Regions from separate parts of the Homo sapiens genome. Here region 1 is linked to region 2. Evidence: chromatin contacts called from ENCODE Hi-C or POLR2A ChIA-PET data. All regions are on one chromosome and are shown on one strand. The core of a region is the stretch at or near the end of the contact, and the rest is flanking DNA. Distances in the headings are between cores, read along the strand shown.

The links. Hi-C counts contacts between places; a loop is a spot of excess contacts on that map. ChIA-PET counts read pairs that join two places held with the same protein, here RNA polymerase II (POLR2A). Pooled maps may share reads with other maps.
Region 1: a loop to region 2 is called in a pooled map, with 15 times the contacts of the local background. The contact joins the enhancer-like site here to the promoter of SRM in region 2. A Hi-C loop is called at or near these places in 9 of 50 pooled maps. POLR2A ChIA-PET finds 5 or more read pairs at or near these places in 6 of 52 experiments (A673, K562, MCF 10A and 2 more).

The regions. Positions count from the first base shown.
Region 1 is chr1:10,493,357-10,497,853 of GRCh38, reverse strand. PEX14 (peroxisomal biogenesis factor 14) reads right to left here. Exons shown (of 9, transcript NM_004565.3): 2 at 2,533-2,580. Among named protein-coding and RNA genes, the nearest start is that of PEX14, 21 kb to the right of the region's middle. RefSeq lists an enhancer at 2,366-2,425 and a silencer at 2,888-3,182. Within about 2 kb of position 1,858, at least 20 of the 41 ENCODE cell types and tissues checked have a DNase peak (open chromatin) inside an H3K27ac peak, as active enhancers do; they include A673, where a contact is called at or near this core.
Region 2 is chr1:11,057,987-11,062,235 of GRCh38, reverse strand. It overlaps SRM (spermidine synthase), which reads left to right and starts at 2,218. Exons shown (of 8, transcript NM_003132.3): 1 at 2,218-2,459; 2 at 2,891-3,011; 3 at 3,344-3,436. The coding sequence starts at 2,293. RefSeq lists silencers at 1,769-2,298, 2,509-2,698.

The DNA of each region.
Region 1 (4,497 bases), core at 609-3,108, 560 kb after region 2:
ACAAAAAGAATATGTATTTCCCGAAGCTTAAATGAAAAAATTAACAATAATAAACACAAAAACAAAACAACTTAGCAGTGTGTTCCCCCAACACTGAAATATCCCATTCCTCAAGGCCTGGCTTCAAGTTTCCCAAAAGCCATCCCTAAGTGGCCCTCGCCCTCCGCAGAGCTCTTCCTGCTCTGAATAACTTGGGGCTCTCTTCTACGCCCAACCAGGCAGCTCTGCACCAAATGATACACAATGTTGTGCTATTTGCTAAAATTACATACAGTCGTGTGCAGTTTGCTCTTATTTCATATGTATAAATGCCTTTTCTTCCCAAAGTAAAACACGTGAATTACTCAAGAACAAGGTTTAGTTTTATTCCTCAATTGTCTGTTCCCCATCCTCAGGCCTGAGCTGAGCTAAGCTGAGCATGCAGGAGACAGCAAATACACATGGCCTGAGAAAGCTCCCTCCCTGTGGAAGGGCTGACTGCTGTGTGTTTTCACAAACCGCAACACCACCACACTGAGCTGTGGGGCTTTCTGTGCAAGGGGGCTGCCCATCTTGTGCCCCCGCCCTGCCACACGAGTCCTCAGCGGGCTCCTCTGCCTGACACCCTCCCAACACCACTCCCAGGAGGAAGAAGCAGTTCACACAAGACCACGCGACTCAGCTGGTGCCCCCGTTTAATCAGGCTGCTGCAAATGCTTGGCCAAAAGCAATAAGGGCATGACTGAGAGACTGTGGGAGTTTAATATAAAAAATTTAATAAACAAAAAAGTGGGGGAAGGAGAAAGGGTCTACCTTTTAATAGGGCCCTAATTACCCAACTCATAGGATCAGCCCAAATGAGATGGGAGTTTATTTCGGGGGTTTTTTTAATTATTATTTTATATATATATATAAATTGCCGCTATGTGTTTTCTTTCCTCTGAGCAATTATGCAGCAAGTACGTAAAGAGGAGAAAAAATATTAATTAAATATAAGGTAATTGTGGAGTTGGCCTGGAGAGAATGAGTCTGAACTCTGGACGATCACAGGCTACTAGGGTTTGAAGACTGCTCAGGGCCTCCCAGAAAAGAAAGAAATAAAAATACAACCAACCAACAAGCAGATGCACAGTACAGCAGGAAGAGCAGGGCACAGAAACACTAGCAGAGCAAGGGGTCTGCAGGGCTCCAAATACCAGAAATCAGTGAGCTGGCCAACTGCTCAGGGCTCCCAAAGAGCTTGTCGAATCAAGCCCCAAAAGATGGACTGGCCACTCCTCCGATGACCAGTTAAATGGGTACATCAAAATTTGAAAAGAGAGAGGAAGGAAAGGACTGCAGCGGCCTATGGTGTTCAATCTGCACTTCAGTCTAAAACAACCACAACTTCGGCCTGAGGGGCACTGAGGCAGGCCCCAGGGAAGCAGGCAGACGTCCGGAGAGACTAGCAAGGTGGGGCCTCCTGGGCTTTCCCACCACCATGACCTCAAGGAAGGAACTGGGCAATACCAAAAGAGTGAAACGAGGCCACCGTGGGAGTGCTGGGATATAAGCCCGTAACTGGTGACGTAACAGCAGGTGACATGAATGACAACACTGCTCCCCTGAAACAGTCCCAGCAGTGCTTGTATCACCTCGGCCTTTCTACAGACAGCTCAACTGGATCCAACTCGCCCTCAGCCTGGGAAAGCCTTCGTACACACTGGAATTCAGACGTGTTCATACCCGCTAAGTCCCTCACGTCATCTCCTCCCGCGACTGCCAGAAGGGGAGTGAAGCAGAACAGGTGAAACCACAGGCCCTGCTGAAACAAAGCCTTGGCAGTACAGCCCTACGCCTGCTATCGCTACGCAGGAAGAAAAAGCTCTGAAAAGTTAAACCTAGAGCTGGCTCTCCCATCAAACTTATCTGGTTTATACAGAGCCAGTCTTACTACCCAGCCAAGAGGACTTACAGCAGGCCCTGAAAAGCAAAAAAGAATGAAAATGGGGTGGGCAGCCTGGGACTCTGGCCACCAAATGAAAAGCACTTGGGAGAGAAAATTACCTGCAGTGCTTAATAGGCCTCTTCCCTATCCATAGTCTAAGAAGACAGCGTTGGGAATGACAATCACACAATTACTGACCAGGCAAAACCAGAATTCCATCGCTTACCTGTTCTTTAAAGACCACTGAGGCGCTCGCACCCTGAGGGGCAGAGCAGAGGGCGGCTACTTCAAACAATCTAGAAGCCCAGCCACCTCACTCCACCTCAGCCTCCCACGGGCGCAGGAATCTCACTAATTACTATTGATCAGCCACAAACAAAGTGGTGCAGGACCATCTGGGGTGGATGCTTTTAGTCCTAGAAAGGACCAGCCTTTACTAAGGAGAGATCTCACTCGTCCCCACACGCGAGAAGAGAAGTCAGAGGTCACTGACAGAGGCAGTCTCTAGGTAACAGCTACTTTTAAAGGGACACTACTGACGCAGAACCATAGGAACAGAAGGTTTCTTTTCACTCGCGTGGCATTTTAATTACTAGAAAGTGATACCACATATCTTGGGTACTTACCAGCGGCTCTCGAGGCAGCACATTTTCACTTCCTGGAGTAGAGCTTGGCTGCAGAGAAAAATGGAAACAAAAATAAGATCACAGTGCCACCCAATGGACATCAAAAAACCAAAGATGTTCCGTTCTCAAACGATGCACGCTGGCACCTCTTTCTCACATCTCTCACTGGTTTTTCACGACACAAGAGTATTTTGCAGTGGACTACCTGTAAAAAGTAGCCCAAAGAGTCTGAATTCACCAGGGAAGATGAAGACTGTTTCTGGGTTCACTTGTCACACCACTCCAAGAACAAGGCTTGGTTCTGCTCAGGAAGGCCCACGATCACCTACTGAGCAGCAAGGGCTGGGGACCATCCCAAAATCCACGGGAAGAGTAGAGTCCAGAGAAAAGGCCTGAAGAGAGAGCACAACACCTCCTCTTTCTGCCACCTCCCCAACGTCAGGGGACTGGGAAGAAAAGTCGCGCAGCAGTGGAGAACCAGATTCCACCACCAGGGGGCCCCAGCTGCCCACGCTCAGGATTTTCTCTGGGCATCTAGTTTCTGGAGCCCAGAAGCCAGTAAACTACACAGGTTCCTATTCATCACCTGCCACTAAGGACACCACCCCACAATAGTAAAGAAAGCCCCAGGCTTAAATCCTTCTTGGAAATAAGCTAGTGACAGGCTGGCATATAAGCAGACCAACCTCCAGGCGAGCAGGCAGCACTGTGGCCGAGGCCCTGGCTCTAGCCCGTTTCCTCTTCCTTGGGGCCACTACCTCACCCTCACAGGCGCCTTCGACCCTTGACTGATCTGGCCAAAATTTAGAGAAAGGGAGAGGCAGAGGTAGAGACAGATTCTGAAGAAATTTACAAATCTCCAAAAGAATAAAGTAAGCAGGTATGCTGCTAAGTGAGCTATGATTAGTTTACTGTGACTGATGGTCAGGCCAATTGCCATCTATCTACAGTTAATATCCAGACAAGTGCAGCAAAATCTGTGTGTCCCAGGAGACAGCCTGCAGCCTCCATTCTCCCGGCTATTACAGATCAGATGGAAGTGCCAGGCCGCCTTGGAAAAGGACAGAGGCCCGGTCTGCAGAGGGTTCCCAAAAATTCCTCATGCCCAGCTACTACCACATTAGCTGGCACACAGCACAGTGGCAAGCACTCTGCTGGGTGAAGGCCTCTATCCCTCCATCCGAAGTCCTGTCCCAAGAGCCTCACCACCCCAGGACAAGAGGTCAGCCAGCAGGAAACGATCTAGAAAGTGAGGGTCCGTCTCAGGGAATGTGAGCAAGCTTCCCCTGCCTCCCTGCCTCCTGTCCTCCCAAAGCTCCAGGCATTGGTAACTTCAAACCTTTAGAGCTCCAGCCCACACCCCTCTGAGATACACATCCGACTGCCTTCCTGCCTCTTCTTGGAGTTAAGCTGCCCTGGAGCAGACTCACAGTCCTCTCTGACACATATGTCTTCTTCCAGCATTCCCTCTTGGCATGAATGGGACAAACTTCACCAAATGATGTAAACTAGAATCCAAAAGGCCATCTTGAGACAGCTCTTTCTCCCTCGCTCCCAGAGCTAACTCATTACATCAAGTCTGCCATACTCCTTCCTCAATATCCATGGAAGAGTGGTGTAAATGCCAGCACTTTGGGAGGCCCAGGAGGATGGATTGCTTGAGCCCAGGAGTTTGAAACCAGCCTGGGCAACATGGCAAATCCTCGTCTCTACAAAAAATATAAAAATGGGCCAGGTGTGGTGGTGTGCGCTTGTACTCCCAGCTATTTGGGAAGCTGGGGCAGAAGGATCCCTTGAGCCTGTAAATTCAAGGCTGCAGTACACCATGATCACACCACTGCACTCCAGCCCAGGTGACAGAGCCAGACCCTGTCTCAAAAAAAATTAAAAAGTCCATGGAAACAATCCATCCGTTTTTCTCCATCTCTACTGCCATCACTTCAGTCCAAGCTACCAAAATCCCCT
Region 2 (4,249 bases), core at 969-3,468:
TGTACACTCTGGCCGAGAGGTCTCAAGTTCTGTGCCTGCTTGAGGCTGAGGCCTCTCAGTTTCACTCCCTCTACAGGAGGACAAAGGATGTCAATGTGGCCTTTTTCATGTGAGGACCCACATGCTGGAGCAGCTTTGTCCAGCTTATAGAGGGGATGGGATGGACCTGGCCCTCCACTTTCCCCCATGCAGTGTCCTGGAATGCCAGGGCCACTGTCTATGGTCAGTCCTTCACCACCTAAAAGCAAGCTGATCCACAAGGCACCTGGCTGCATCCAGGCCTGTCATCTACGGCCACCATCCTCAGCTTCAGAGCTTATGATCTGGCTCAGGGAACACAGACAAGTACTGCCATCTACAGCCACCATCCTCAGCTTCAGAGCTTATGATCTGGCTTAGGGAACACAGACAAGTACACGGGCAGTTACAACCCAGAGGCAGAAATGTCTTGGAGGAAGTACAGGCAATGTAGGCAAACACCTTGACCCAAGTACAGGATTGAACCCAATCAAGCCTGTAGCACTGGACACACTGATTGACTCTGTCTTATCCACTACGTGGACATTTCAAGAATAATCTTCGTTCCTGGAACAAGTCCATGGAAGCTGTTGCCTAGCAATGTTTTTTATTTTTTAGAGACAGTCTTGCTATGTTGCCCAGGCTGGTCTCGAACTCCTGGGCTCAAGCGGTCCTCCTGCCTCGGCCTCCCAAAATTCTAGTATTATCAGCCTGAGCCCCTGTGCCCAGCTGCCTAGCAATTTTTTTTTTTTTTTTTTGAGACGGAGTTTCACTATCGTTGCCCAGGCTAGAGTGCAGTGGCGCAATCTCAGCTCACTGCAACCTCCAACTCCCGGGTTCAAGCGATTCTCCTGCCTCAGCCTCCCGAGTAGCTGGGACTGCAGGCGCGCACTACCATGCCCAGCTAATTTTTGTATTTTTAGTACAGACGGGGTTTCACCATGTTGGCCAGGATCGTCTTGATCTCTTGACCTCGTGATCCGCCCGCCTCCGCCTCCGCCTCCCACAGTGCTGGGATTACCGGGGTGAACCATCACGCCCAGGCACCTAGCAATTCTTTAGCGGTCTTGGTTTACCTCCCCTTTAGAAGGAGCTTAAAAGCAAGCAAGGCACATTGTTGCCTAGGCTTGAGGCTTGCTCTCACCCATAAACAACGCTGTTACTCTGCTCTGGGGACGACACAGGAAACGTTCCCCACCTCCAGGTGGAGGCTGCAAAACGTGTCAAAACCATCCCTGACATAATGTCAAGAGTAGCTTATACTAGTTTCATCTTCCTTCCTTGGCATTCGAACTGCGTGTGGAACAATTAGCATTTAATATTTGGTAATTAGCATGCTTAATGTGATTCTGAGAAGTTCTTTGACATTCTCATAAAAACAGCACATTCCCACCCACCCTTCAAAGAGCAAGACCCAGTTTGTCAAGAAAAATTGCGTGCCAGTCTTTTCTGGTGCTGAATATGTATGTTCTGGGCCTCTTCCTGGACACTGCTGGTAAATTTAGAAACTCGTTTAGAAAAGCACTTCTCTCGTATTCAACAGCCTATAGGCTCATGGCGCAGAATCTAAGGGAAAATGGCTAAATCCAGCTTGTGAATTCGCGGGCTGTGATGATTCTTTCCAAGTAAATAAAAACCCTCGGTTCGCCCCGACGAGCCACATAATCTGTTCAAATCCAACAAGGAACCAGATTTTGGACGCAAAGAAGGATACGTTCTACTCGCCCCGTGCAACAACGTAAACCACTGTAGCCACCCGCTCCCGTGTCTCCAGCCCAAAGGCTGACTCTCCAGTCCGCACGTCGCAGCGCTCTTGCCCTCCACACCAAGCCCGAGTCCCGCAGCCCCTCGAGGCCCTCGGTGCCTCCCAACCCCGAGAAGGAAGCGGGGGCCGGTGGTGCACCGCCCCGGCTGCTTGGGGCGGAGGAAGGACCCGGACCCCTTCCGCCGGCCCAGCCCGCCCCGGAACCCGACCCGGCCGCCCGGCCCCGGCCGGGCCCCACGTGGCCCCTGGAGCGGGCCGCACTACCCTGCTGCCGCCGACGGACGGCGCGCCACAGCCACTCTGCGCCGCTCTGCGAGCCGGTGGCCAATGAGCGCCAGGCGAGGCCGCTTTGCCATTGGCGAGCGCGGGCTCCGCCCCCGCCGGCAGGCCCCGCCCCGCGCCCGGGTTAGGTTGCGGCGCGGGCGGCGGGCGGAGCTGGTCCCGTTGTGCTGCGGCGCCGCGCGGCCTGCAGTCCCGGGCCCGCGCCCCGCGCCGCCCGCCCGCCCGCCATGGAGCCCGGCCCCGACGGCCCCGCCGCCTCCGGCCCCGCCGCCATCCGCGAGGGCTGGTTCCGCGAGACCTGCAGCCTGTGGCCCGGCCAGGCCCTGTCACTGCAGGTGGAGCAGCTGCTCCACCACCGGCGCTCGCGCTACCAGGACATCCTCGTCTTCCGCAGGTACCGCCGCTGCCCGCAGGCGCCTGCCCCCTAGGCTCAGCCCGGGCCGCCTGCTGCCCGCCTCACGGGCCTCTCCACGCCGGGACCCAAGCGGGCTGGACCTCGTCCTGCCCTGGCCCCCTCGCCACCCCTCACACCGCCTCCCTGGGCTGGGGCTGGGACTGCGGGCTGGCCTCTTGGGTGGGGGAGTCGGAGTCTGCGCCCCGCTCCACGTGTCAGCCCTCAGGACACGTCAGAGCCCGAGGAGACCCCGGGTCCCACCCCGGCCTCCACCCGGCGGCCCGCCTGCCGTTCCTCGCCACGTGTCACCATCGCTCCTCATCCCTGGGACCCCTAGGCGGGATGGGGAGACCCTCCTCACCCAGGGCGGCTTGGGGTACGTTTTCCCCACCCCAGAGAACCCAGGTCCCCGACTGTCACTCCGCCCGCAGTAAGACCTATGGCAACGTGCTGGTGTTGGACGGTGTCATCCAGTGCACGGAGAGAGACGAGTTCTCCTACCAGGAGATGATCGCCAACCTGCCTCTCTGCAGCCACCCCAACCCGCGAAAGGTACCCCAGTGTCCCCTGGAACAGTGCCGGACGAGGGGCGGCCCCAGGTGTGCTCCGGGCTCTTCCCAGATGCTGCCTGCATGGTTGTCAGAGAAAGTGCTAGCGAGGCCAGGGGCGTCCCGCGGAGGGGTGGGGGCCGACACTGACGCGGCCTCGGAATCCTAGGGCAGCCCTGGAAGGAACTTCCAGGAAAGGGGACACCGGCACGAAAGCGTTTCCGAGGGTAGAAAAAGATGAGGCCCGTGGGTCCGAGGGGTCAGGGGGTCTGCTTCAGGGGCCTGGGGGCTCCCAGTCCTGCCAGGGCCCCTGCCTTGACTGCCCCCTCCTCCCAGGTGCTGATCATCGGGGGCGGAGATGGAGGTGTCCTGCGGGAGGTGGTGAAGCACCCCTCCGTGGAGTCCGTGGTCCAGTGTGAGATCGACGAGGTGAGTGCCGGCGTAGAGCCAGGTTTGAGTCCTGGTTCTCCCAGCGGCCAGCTGTGCCCTGAAATGGCTGCACACCCCCGAGCAAGGCAGGTAGGGCCTGTTTCTCCATCTGGAAAACACCTGGTCGGGGAGGGTTCAGTAGGAAAACCAGATGGCAGAGGGCCTGGCAGGTGGTGAGGGCACCTGCGTGGCGAGCTCTTACTAAAACTGAGCTGATTTTTTTTTTTTTTTTTTTTTTGAGACAGAGTTTCGCTCTTGTTGCCCAGGCTGGAGTGTGATGGTGCGATCTCGGCTCACTGCAACCTCCACCTCCTGGGCTCAAGTAGTTCTTCTGCCTCAGCCTCCGGAGTAGCTGGGATTACAGACATGCGCTACCATGCCCGGCTAATTTTGTATTTTTAGTAGAGACAGGGTTTCTCCATGTTGGTCAGGCTGGTCTCGGACCTGGCGACCACAGGTGATCCGCCAGCCTCGTCCTCCCAAAGTACTGGGATTACAGGCGTGAGCCACCACGCCCAGCCGACTAAGCTGATTTTTAATCTGAGCCCCAGGCAGGGCCCCAAGACAGCTCAACTATTTGTACGTTACCCCTTACACTCAGTAGCTGCTCACTAAAATCATGCTACGTGCCAGGTGTTGCCCGGGTATGGGGACAGTGGTAGACGACAGATCAGTCCCTGCCCTCTAGGAGCTGATGTCCTAGTTAAAGGAGACATCAGATGGCCAGACGTGGTGGCTCACACCTGTAATCCCAGCACTTTGGGACGCCAAGGCGGGCAGATCACCTGAGGTCAGGAGTTCAAGAGCAGCCTG